2 separate regions of the Homo sapiens genome follow, and region 1 is linked to region 2. The links are chromatin contacts, found by Hi-C or POLR2A ChIA-PET in ENCODE. All regions are on one chromosome and are shown on one strand. Each heading gives the region's core, a stretch centred on a gene start or an enhancer-like site at or near the end of the contact. The rest is flanking DNA. Distances are from core to core; before and after follow the strand shown. Region 1 holds the start of SYDE2 (synapse defective Rho GTPase homolog 2). Region 2 holds the start of CCN1 (cellular communication network factor 1).

Region 1 (5,961 bases), core at 1,452-3,951, 380 kb before region 2:
ATGAGAACCACCTAATGTATCCAGAATGGACTTAGTAAGACCAACTAAACTTCATGAAAAATAATTTTTTTAAAAAGCTCTCCAAATCTATACTAGATATGTAAACACTGCACAAATTATTTTCATCTCTCCTGAAAAATGAATTAGTGGTTTAAAAGGAAGTAACATCTGAGAGTTGTTTAAACCAGAGATTATGGTAGCTTTGGCTTAGATTTCTCATAAAATATCTAAAATATTATCACATAATAATTGTTTCATTTTAATTTCTAAGTTAGCAGTTTCATTTAATTAGTTGCTTAATGCAAAAATCAAATTCATTCTTAAAGGAACTATATTTATTACTTTAAAAATCCTTGAATGTTTACTACTGAGGGCATTAAAAGCCATCACATGGTAAGTGTTTTAGCTCTGTGACAAAAGGGTGAAAAATATTTGACTATTTTTTGTTATGGCTGAAATTCAACTATGGTACCAAGAGTTAAAACTAAGCCAAAGGGGGGGAGGTAAAAATATTGTGGCAATAAAATATAATAAATGATTACAAATTACTCCTGGAAATGCATGTTTAATATGAACTTAGTATAAAGTACACCTCTCAACAAAGAATTTACATTCTATTATCCTTTTGTTCAAGTGAAATGGAATATTTAACCTTGAGAATAAAATTTGACAGGTGTGTATTAGAGCCGTATAGACAGGAAAAAACTTTGCAAGTTGGCACACACTTTGAATGAATCATTTGATTTGTCTTCATTGTTTGATAAGAAGTTTTGTGAACTTTGTTTCTCCCCACTGTTGTGTGTTTATTGGTTAAACAAAGTTAATGTGTATAAATCCAGTCCTGTAGGATTTATAATTACTACCAGAGAAACCGCCAAGTACTGTGAATACCTTTTACATTTCAGGATTTAATGTTTTCCAAATTATTCCTGACTTATAAGTCTTTATGATCACTAAAAATTTTTATATGTAAGAGTATTCAAAAGACCATGTTGTTTTGGCTCACTTTGAAGATATTATACTCCTTTCAGGAAAGATATTTTGATATTTACAACATAATTGACTGGTTTCTAGAATTGATAACCTAAACCTTCAGTGATAGTTAAAAATCATGCACATACAAAATAGGGAGCTTAATCCTATTATAAGGATCAATATACTTTTTAAAAAACTAATTTACTTCTCTTATAAATAGGATTTAAGTTTGCAAATGACTGCTTTAAAAACAAAACTACCTGAGGAACATTTTTCTTTTGATTAAAATGTTAGTGTCCTTGATTTTTCACAATAAAAAGATTACTTTGTTGAGGTTTCTTTGTCGGGGGGAGGCAGGTGGAGAGATGGTGTATGTGAAATACTACCTGACTAAAAAATTCTACTTATGGTAGGGTTTTTTTTGTTTGATTTGTTTGGGTTTTTGGTTGTGTGTATGTATGCATGTGTGTGCGTGCCTGGGAGAGGCAAAAAAAAAAAGTTGTAATGAGTAAAATGACAGTTTATGAAGCCTATAAAATCTACCTTGAATCAAATTCAAATTTACAAACTCCACAAAAGTCTACGGATTTGCCTAGAGCTACAAAGAATAAAAATCAAGACAGTGCCGCCCATCTGTAAACCTACTAAAAGTGTGTTATACTTAACCTTTACTCCTTTAGGTAATACTTAGGGAATAGACACACTGGTTTTTCGAGAAGAAATCACAACCTCAATTCTTCATGCCATTGTCTGATTAAAAAGAAAAAAAAAAGCAAAACGAGTAAATGCATTACATTAAGTAACCCCGAAATTACTTTAAGCTGCCACTTACATGACACTTACTTTCGCCCGGTAACGTACCTGTCGCAAAAACATAACTTTTTCTTGGCTCTTAAGACAGAAGCCCAGTCGGTAAACAGTAAGGCTCGCGGTGCTAGCATTTTCATCGCAAAGTATCCTACCTGTCAGCGTAATTCTTTGGTCTGGAGGCACCGACAGGACACGGTTTTCACGCACTTTCAAAGCGCCCACATTTGGGGAGGCTGCCTGCGTTCCTGTGACTTTGGGAGCCGTCCCACGGGCACGACCCTTCATTCCCAGGGACAGCAGACGCCCTTTGTACATCCACTTCTGCAGCTTCTTGACTGTCACTGCCGGCGGCCTGAGGAAGGAGGGGCCTTCCTGGCGGTCTCCTTTGCCACTGCGTATCACAGAGGACCCCGCTGGATCCCTGAAAGGGCTTCCCGAGGAGCAGCCGTGGTCCTTGCAGCCTGGAGGCTGGAGGCCGGTGGGTGCAGCCGCCCGGGCGCGGTCCCCACTCCAGCCGTCCATCCTGCCTCCACGTGGCGGGGGCTCGTCCCAGTCCCGGTGCGCGCCGCACCTGATCCAGCTGTCGCTCGGCCACCGCTGGAAGGGAGGCGGCTTGGCACCCACCCGGAGGCTCTCGAGGCTTCTGCTGCAGGACGGCCGCATCCGAGGAGTCCGCAGCTGGCCTCCCCGCGGCTCCCTCTGAGGCGACCGGGGCGGGGACACCTGCTGCCGAGGGCGTCCGCCGCCTCCCCGCTCCCCGTCCCGGGGGCAGGCTCGGCGGTACGCGGCGCCGCGGGAAGGCGGCTGGCCCGGAGCCCGGGCTCCCGCGGGGAAGCTGTGATCCGCCAAGCCCCTGCCGCCCCGCCGCGCGCCCGAGTCAGGGGGCAGGTCGTGCATGGCCTGGATCAGCAGATAATAGGCCTCTCGCAACTGGGTCCGCAGCCTGCCTGTCTCCAGGCGGCCGCCCTCCGCCCCCAGGGAGGAGCCCGCCGCTGGGGGAGGCGGGGGACGCCGTTCCGCCTCCGCCCCCTCAGGCTCGGGCGCAGACTGCGAGCCGCCGGGCAGGTTTTCGTAGTAGTCGGCGTCGTAGTCGTCTTCGTCCTTGTCGTCTTCCTCCTCCTCTCCGCTGTCCTCGGAGCCCTCCGGGGAGTGCGGAGGGGCGTGAGCGAGCCCATGGCTCTGGGGGGCGGCCTCCTGCCCGCCGCGCGGCCGAGGCCCGAGCGCCCCCAACTGCTCCGGGTGCCCTCCGGGGACCCGCGCCCCGGGACCCCACGCCTCAGGTGACGGCGAGGGCTGCTGTAGGCTCCGCCCGTGTCCCCCGGCGTGCTCACGTGGGAGGGTGTCTGCGGCACCCCAGGCGTCTCCCGCGGCTGCCGAAGAGGCCGCCACCGCAGCTGCGGCTGCCGCCCGGAGCCCTAGCCCCCCGGTGCCGCGGGGACCCCGCCTTCCCCGGAGCCTGGACAGCGTCCTCCTCAGAGGGTCCGCCATCCCCTCTGCCTTAGCCGCGAGGCTCACCCCCGCCAGGGGGAGAGGTCGGAGCCCCGCTGGGGAGAAAACCGCGCTCGCGGAGGCGGAGGCGGAGGCGGCGGCGGCTCCCCATGACCGGCGCTGGCCCTCGCCGGCTCCTCACATACTTGGCATAACTCTGCCGCGGGAAGGCGTGGGGGAGGGCGGTGGCGCCGCAACGCGCATGCCCCGGAGCCCCGGGCCGCGACGGGGCGCGCGGGCCGGGGGCGGCAGAGGTGGGTTCTCGGGGTGGGCGAGTGGTGCAGGTGGAGGCGGAGGGCGCGGGCCGGTAGGTTGAGTAGTAGGTCGGCTGAAGCTGACCGACGGAAGCAGGGGTGGGCGCACAGAGCGCGAAGGGTGCGGGGAGAGTTGAGGCAGGGGAAAGAAGAACGAGCAGGAACGTGAGTTTGGGCTGGTGGCTGCAAAGTTTTGGTTAGGGAGCCCGAGAAAGGGAAAGTGCCCTCCTGGCTGTCACCCCAGCACCTTCACCGCCACCGCTGCACGAGGTGTGTCTTAGGCACAGCAAGTCCTAGCTTGAGAGAAAACAAAGATTGTTTTGACGGACAAAGTACGAGTGCAGGTGTATCTCGGTGCATGTGTTCTAGAAATGTATCAATCATTTTAATCGCCCAGAGAGCTAGCTAGCTAAAAGAAATTTGCAGCGATTCCTTTTCTATAAGAGTTCTTTTATCAAAAACAAAACAAAACCCACCCACCGATGTCTCTTTTAAGTCTGTTTTTCCTTCTTTATTTCAGTTAATGCATGCTAACAAAATTATTACATCAGCCAAAACTTGTAAAATGGAGCCACAAATATTATGTCCCTCATCACCCTACCTACAAGATTATCATACAGGTTTGCAGCTTTCTAATATAAAAAAGTTAACACTTCATTTTAATTTAAATAGTGAGTTGAGAAGCAATTGAATTGAAGTTGAGACACAGTGTAATCTAGAAATACCGGCTGTCTCCCAAAAACGTTAAATTCCAGGTTCTGGGCAGCAGTTGCAAACTCAAGTACCCCTCGTTGCCAGAGATTAATTGATTCAGTGACTGATAAGAATCAGTCGTGCTATCATCCCTGATTTGAGTTACTTTTTTTAGTGTTTACATAGTAGAAAGGGCCTTTTTCTGAGTTACTCATAAATATGCTGACACCTAGCACAGTGCGTGCACTTAGTAGATACTCAAATACTTAAGAAAATATTTGTTGAATAAATAAATGTTTGCATTACTGAATAAAATGAAATAATTTTGCCCTAATTTACCTTATTTGCAACTGCAGTATATTTTCCTATGTCAGTTGTTTTCTTGTTGTCCAGTGGCTCCAATCTCTGAATGTGCTTTGACTATACTACCTTTATTAGTACCTAGTCTCTGCTTTCTGGAATAATTGTTACCTGCATCTGAGATTTGCAGATAAGAGAGAATATTTGCAGAAATCTTACCCACTCTCTAAAACTCTGCTCTAGGCCAGGCGGGGTGGCTCATGCCTGTAATCTTAGCACTTTGAGAGGCTGAGATGGGCAGATTGCTTGAGCCCAGGAGTTCAAGACCAGCCTGGACAACATGGCACAACCTGGTCTCTACGAGGAACAAAAACAAACAAAAAAAAAAACACAAAAAAAATTGGCTAGATGTGGTGGTGTGCACCTGTAGTCCTAGCTACTCTAGAGGCCGCGGTGGGAGGATCACTTGAGCCTGTGAGGCTGAAGCTGCAATGAACCGAGATCATGACACTTCATTCCAACCTGGATGACTGAGGGAGATTCTGTCTCAAAATAATAAGAATAAAATAATAAAACTCAGCTCAACTGCCTTCTTGTTTATGAAGTCATCTCTGATCTCCCAGACGGGAACTCAAGTTCTAAACTTCAATATTACTTTATTCCCACCCATAGTATAGTTACTGTTTTTTGTTTTATACAGTTTGTATACATGTCCTTTCTCCTTTACAAGAAAATTCATAAACTCCCTAAGGGCAGAAACTGTTTATAATTGACCTTTATATTCTCCACAGGAGTATAACTTTAGCATCTTATATATTGTGCATGATGAATAAACATTTTTGAATTAATATCAATTTTAATTTAGAGAGAACAAGTGGCTTTAATTCCAGTCTATTGCCTAACTCTCCACTAGACCATGCTATATTAGTGTTGTTTTAAAATTCTTTCTGCGATGAGTAAGAGACACAGTTTGTTAAATAATCTTAATTCGTATCTAAGAAAATGCAATGAAATGTGATGAAATATTACACTATAATTTGCATATATTGATATTTGTAGTTCTACAATATTTTCATTCCATGGGCCCCAGGCTATTTAATGAATAGTCAAGGCATAAAACTATGTCCCAGTGAAATATTCCCACAGGAAATGACTGATAGCAAAGTTGCCAATAATGGTTCTATAAACACAATTTGATCTCTATCTCAGAAATTGTTTCCATTCCAACTCTGTTGCAAAATCTTTTTATGCTTTGTAGTTAACATAGCTGTTAAGAACACTATAAGCTGCATATATATCTATATGCAGATAGATATATATGAGTAGAAAAATATAACCTTGAAGATCTGGATTGAACTTCATCCCGAATTCAGTTTATCCACTTGTTCAGGAGTTATAAAACATTGGTTATTGGCCAATATAAAATACTATGCATTGTTCT
Region 2 (6,004 bases), core at 2,795-5,294:
GGGCGGACGGGAAAAGTGACACAACTGGGCCGCGGCGCCCTCCGCGCCAGCCTCCCACGCAGCGCAGGGCGGACTTCGGCCCTCAGAGGGGTGAGGACTGGGGCCAAACTGCCCGGGTCTACCCCGCCGCCCGCAACGCTCCGGGGTCCCGCGCGGAGGGAGGCCTGGGCGCGGGCCGCCGCGGCGCACTTTTCAGGAACGCGGCGGCCGCAAGCCTGCCAGGCCGGGTCGCAGGACAGCCGCCGCCGCCGCCACCGCCACCGCCACCGCCCCCCGAAGCTAGATGACGGAGTCTTGAAAGACTTTCACCAAATATGGGCCGGGGCTGGAAACGTCCTGCGCCGCGCGCCGCCGGAAACCTCGATTCTTGGCAACCGCGGTGACTGTGGGCGCGCGGGCGGGGTGGCCGGCAGGGGGCGGCGGTAGCAGCCGGGCAGGCGCGTCCGGATGCCTCGCGTCCCGCACCCTCTCGCGGTGCGGACCCTCTCCGCTCCCTCCGCAGGGGTCCCGGAGCCGACCGCCCTCTCCGCGCGTCGGCCACCCAGTTCCTGCCGCAGCCACCAGGATCCTGGCTTCCTGGGGCTCTCCTGGCTGTCAAGCCAAGGGGATGGGGGCGGGGAAATGGTAGAGGAGAGAAATGGGATGGTACGGGGGCGCCACCTTAAAGCCGGTCTTTTGCAGACACCATTAAGTTCTGTTCATTAAGGTGGCTTTGAAGAGTGGAGTTGTGAGGTTGGGTGTGCAGCCGAGGATCTATGAAGACACACACACACACCCCTACTACAGGCACTCCGGTCGTCCAGGGCAGTGGTGCTCAGGGTGTGATCTCCGGACCAGCAGCATCAACATCACCTGGGGACTTGTTAGAAATGTAACTAATCAGAAACTCTGGGGTGGGAACCCAGAGAACCATTCATTAACTAGCCCTCCAGGCGACTCGGATGCACGCTAGTCTGAGAGCCTTCCTAGGGCTAGGAAACTGGAGTCGCCAGATTTACCGTTATTATTCTCGGTTGCCGCCAGACAGTGAGCCCTTCATTAGGTAACCTAAAATTCCCTGGCAGCAGCGGTTGAGAGACGTCCCCATCTCTCAGCCCGAAGCCAGGAGCTGCAGAAGACAAGTAGCCCCTTCTCCGTGGATTGCAATCCAAGGCAGCCCAAGGAAACAAGGCAGTCCGTTATTTCCTCCTGGGGCACCCGTATGGGGAGGGTGAAGGAGAAACTAGCAAAAGAGCCATACAGAATTAGCACCCGAAGCAACACTTACCCATAAACATTTGCACATTTCGCCTCCTGTCCGTCAACTTGGACTGATCTGCGGCTCCCAGCGGAGGCGGCGAGAAGGCGACGGGAGGCTGGGGTTTCTGGACGGTCTTTGGGCAGGACTTGAGGAGCCGCTGTTTCTCTTGCCTAATGTCGTCGATTACTAGCAGGCGCAACAGCACATGGTATATGGAGAGGCTGTGCACATAGGTTACTCTAGTGTCTCCCGCTCCCACACCTCCTGGCCCTGTTGCTCCAGCTTCCCACCCCCATCCCACAACACACCCCCTGCTTTAAATGGGCAGCTGACGGTAAGGTTCTCTAAATTTCTCTTCTGGGGCAAACTCATCCTCAAGATTCCCCAGTTGAAGTCCAGAAACAAACCCACACACCCTTGTTAAAAAAACTTTAATGTGATTTTAAAGGAATCTCTGGAATGGCGTGTGTTTGAACGCAGTGCGGCAGACTGGATCTCTGCCGTCCCCCATCCCCAACCTCCAATTAAGGTATATACGGCCAGTTGGATGATCCACTGTGCTTTTATTTTAAATCATGATGGACAGATTGCGTGAAAAACAAGGAATTCCAAAGAATTTCCTGCTCTGGGAAGAGAAGTTAAATCTATATTTAACAACATTTGAAGCTGTCAAGAATGCTTTGTGGTTGGATAACAGAGGCAGAAAAATGTTAAAAACGCAGGCTACTGCTATACCCAAATATGGAAATATTGTTACGTCTGGTGTCTGATTCACCATCTGGAAATACTTACAACCATGAAGTCAAATAGAAAAGACGCCACAACAGAAGCCAGGAACCCTCCTCTCCATTCTCTCTCTAGTTCAACCAGTACTGTCCCTGCACCCCTCCTCCCCCCTCCCGCCCCCCGTCACTTCATTAAGAAGGAAACAATAATGAAATGATAAGGCAGGAAAAACAGTGTTTTGTAAATAATAATTGATGTATTAACCTGTGTACGTGTTGGGCCCACACTTTCCTCACTGTATTTGCATAACACCTGACAATCCATTGTCTTGAAAAGTCTCCCACCCCTAACCCTCTAACAGAGCTTTAGAGATCCCACTCCCTCTAGCAAATGCTGCTTCCATTTATGAAAGGGCACTTTGGAATGAATGAAACTGAACTCCTTCCTGCAAGAATTCTCTTCACTGGAGTGTGTTTTCATCCTGACAGATTCTCATTGTGCTTATCAGGAAAGTCAGCATTAGCACTAAGGGCCTTTTCAAGCAAGACTGCTAAATTATGAAGTCTGAATAGCCTTAAACATTAAAAAGGATAAGTAGTTATCCTAGAGCATATGAGTCTTACATGATAATTTTTATTAAAATTATGCAAAAAGTTTTTGAAACTTGCAGGGAAAGTTTATCAATCACACTAATGGTATTGGTGATGTTCAAGTAAATTGTCTTGTGGTGGGGTCTTCTACTGAGTGTGTTGCAAGTAGAACGGGATCTTAAAATCTGCTGACATTTTTACTGCAAAATATTACATCCTAAATCTCTTTTCTGTACTTGGAGAGAAGGGCATTGCAATTCATTTAAAATGGGAGGCTTCCAGTGGTCCCTAGGAAAGGAGTTAAAAACCCCACAAAATGTCCAGCTTGAAGGAGTCTGCTTTTCCCAGAGATTCATAGGGCACAATGGTCCTGGAATCTGGTTTGGCCTTGCGGTCTTTGCAGGTGATGATTTCAGGCCACTCCACGGTGGTCTCCTGCACTTCTGGCTGGCTGCTTGGTTAGCATAGCCTCCTGCCCGCGGAGGGAGGCGGGAAGGGCTTACCCCGTCTCCTGCATCCGTGAGGAAGTATAAGTCAGCCTCCCGGAGAACTCCCCGCGTTCGTTTCCTCTCGGACTTCCAACCCAGGCAGTGGGCTGGAACTAAAGTGGGAACCTCCAAAAACAAACAAGTACAACATACCCAAAAGAGGGAAGGGCTGGAGGAGTGGGGGAGACCTCTGCCTGGGAATTTGCCAGACGATGGGCAAGTTTCCCCCCGCCCCACCCCCCCCCCGCCTTTTCATTCATAAATGCCACTGTGGGTATTAATTTGCAATTCACTGAACTTTGCTAATAAACATCATGCCAAAGCTTTGGGACTTGTTCCGAACACGCCTCTTTGAAGTCCACAAATATTCCTGACTCAGAGACACACTCCTCTTCCCCGTTCTACTCTTTCAACAGATAACTTGCCTCTCACCTTCGCTGTAAAAAAGCAAACAGCTCACTGCCTTCCCGGGTGAGGGCTTCAGTGGCTGCCCGGTCAACTCGCATCACCAAACAAAACGACTTTTGTTCCTCCCTCTCAGGTCCTCCCACCCACCCAGTCCAGGCAAAGTTCTGAACTGGCCCCCCTCGCCCCTCACGACCCTCCAACTACCATCACCACCATCACGCCCCAAAGAACCCTTCCCAACATAAGTCGTAATTTAAGGTGGAAAAAACGAACTGTTTTCTTGACGGGTCTGGGACACACACACACACACACACACACACACACACACCCCCCGAACTGTTTTCTTGACGGGTCTGGGAGACAGACACACACACAGACACACACACACACACACACACACACACACACACACACACACACACACACACACAAAGGTGCAATGGAGCCAGGGGAGGCGCTTGGCAGCAGCCCGCGCCAACCAGCATTCCTGAGATGTTTGAGAATTCTGGAACGCGCAGACAGAGCCGACGTCACTGCAACACGCGGCGCCTCCGCCGGCCCGTATAAAAGGCGGGCTCCGGGGCGCCTGGGCAGACCGCGAGCGAGAGCGCCCCCGAGCAGCGCCCGCGCCCTCCGCGCCTTCTCCGCCGGGACCTCGAGCGAAAGACGCCCGCCCGCCGCCCAGCCCTCGCCTCCCTGCCCACCGGGCCCACCGCGCCGCCACCCCGACCCCGCTGCGCACGGCCTGTCCGCTGCACACCAGCTTGTTGGCGTCTTCGTCGCCGCGCTCGCCCCGGGCTACTCCTGCGCGCCACAATGAGCTCCCGCATCGCCAGGGCGCTCGCCTTAGTCGTCACCCTTCTCCACTTGACCAGGCTGGTGAGTTGGACTCTCCTTTTGCCACCTATTCCCCGTCCGCTCTCCAGCCCCTTCCCCTGGTCCCAGATTGCCCACGGCAGGAAAAGTTAAAAAGTTCGCGATCGTTTGCGGGTAGCCGTTTCTTTAAGCACTCTCCCCCTCCCCCCGAAGACGTGTCGGGACCTCTTGGTGGGAGCAGCCTTCCGAGGTGGCCGGGCTGGACGAGATCAGAGGCTCCCCGTCGATAGGGTCGGAGACCCCCGTCCCTCACTGCGGCAGCCGCGGCGCCCCTCCTGCGCACCGCGCCGAGTCTCACGCGTATCTTCTCCCCCTTCCAGGCGCTCTCCACCTGCCCCGCTGCCTGCCACTGCCCCCTGGAGGCGCCCAAGTGCGCGCCGGGAGTCGGGCTGGTCCGGGACGGCTGCGGCTGCTGTAAGGTCTGCGCCAAGCAGCTCAACGAGGACTGCAGCAAAACGCAGCCCTGCGACCACACCAAGGGGCTGGAATGCAACTTCGGCGCCAGCTCCACCGCTCTGAAGGGGATCTGCAGAGGTAAGATGCTTGTGGTTTGGCCCCTTTAAAAAAAATACTAGTCCCCATAGTCCAGAAGTTTAGTAATTCTGAGACCATGTATGGTGATGCTTTGTTGTTGGTAGCTTGGCAGAAAGGCACATGATTTCAGCAGTCTGGAATGCAATTCAGTGTGTCTGGGCCCAACGAAAGCGCATACGGAAAAGTGATTCCTGACTAACTTATTGTTCTGGTCTGGAGTCTCCGGGGAATTGTAGGGAACTTTACCATAAATTGAATTTAACAGCAGAAAATATGTATGAGTTTCAGGCGGTGGTTTGGAATCTTAACTTTATCCCCTTCTACCTTTCTCTTTTGGTGATCTTTGCAGCTCAGTCAGAGGGCAGACCCTGTGAATATAACTCCAGAATCTACCAAAACGGGGAAAGTTTCCAGCCCAACTGTAAACATCAGTGCACATGTATTGATGGCGCCGTGGGCTGCATTCCTCTGTGTCCCCAAGAACTATCTCTCCCCAACTTGGGCTGTCCCAACCCTCGGCTGGTCAAAGTTACCGGGCAGTGCTGCGAGGAGTGGGTCTGTGACGAGGATAGTATCAAGGACCCCATGGAGGACCAGGACGGCCTCCTTGGCAAGGAGCTGGGATTCGATGCCTCCGAGGTGGAGTTGACGAGAAACAATGAATTGATTGCAGTTGGAAAAGGCAGCTCACTGAAGCGGCTCCCTGGTAAGTGGAGACTGAGCACTTCAGACACTGTACTGAGATGCATTTCTGGTCTAAATCTTTGTAGAAATGAGTGCTTGAGCCTGTTTGTGTCGGTATGCCTCTGAGAAGTCTTCCCTCTTATATGTCTCTAGTTTTTGGAATGGAGCCTCGCATCCTATACAACCCTTTACAAGGCCAGAAATGTATTGTTCAAACAACTTCATGGTCCCAGTGCTCAAAGACCTGTGGAACTGGTATCTCCACACGAGTTACCAATGACAACCCTGAGTGCCGCCTTGTGAAAGAAACCCGGATTTGTGAGGTGCGGCCTTGTGGACAGCCAGTGTACAGCAGCCTGAAAGTAAGTTCCTTCAGGGACGTGTAGACTGTTGCCTGGCAGGTGGGTGGGATGTGAACATCTTTTTGAAGAAAGAGAAATATCACCCCTAACTTTCCT

Evidence for each region. A loop is a pair of places that touch in the nucleus more often than their neighbours do. ChIA-PET counts read pairs that join two places held with the same protein, here RNA polymerase II (POLR2A). Pooled maps may share reads with other maps.
Region 1: a map of gastrocnemius medialis shows a loop between it and region 2 (7-fold over the local background). The contact joins the promoter of SYDE2 here to the promoter of CCN1 in region 2. A Hi-C loop is called at or near these places in 1 of 168 maps with a recorded cell type or tissue (gastrocnemius medialis) and 10 of 50 pooled maps. POLR2A ChIA-PET finds 5 or more read pairs at or near these places in 1 of 52 experiments (H1).

The regions. Positions count from the first base shown.
Region 1 is chr1:85,198,315-85,204,275 of GRCh38, forward strand. SYDE2 (synapse defective Rho GTPase homolog 2) reads right to left here and starts at 2,702. Exons shown (of 7, transcript NM_032184.2): 1 at 1,938-2,702. The coding sequence starts at 2,682. LOC124904207 (a long non-coding RNA gene) reads right to left here and starts at 1,928. Exons shown (of 2, transcript XR_007066199.1): 1 at 1,837-1,928; 2 at 1-1,725. RefSeq lists an enhancer at 1,817-2,428 and a silencer at 2,441-3,590.
Region 2 is chr1:85,576,717-85,582,720 of GRCh38, forward strand. CCN1 (cellular communication network factor 1) reads left to right here and starts at 4,045. Exons shown (of 5, transcript NM_001554.5): 1 at 4,045-4,331; 2 at 4,649-4,862; 3 at 5,212-5,568; 4 at 5,700-5,908. The coding sequence starts at 4,269. It overlaps LOC124904208 (a long non-coding RNA gene), which reads right to left and starts at 330. Exons shown (of 2, transcript XR_007066201.1): 1 at 310-330. It also overlaps a transcript of DDAH1 not described here. RefSeq lists silencers at 84-283, 4,026-4,155, 4,586-4,645, 4,656-4,705, 4,716-4,765 and 1 more and enhancers at 1,154-1,213, 3,613-4,135, 3,866-3,915, 5,182-5,703.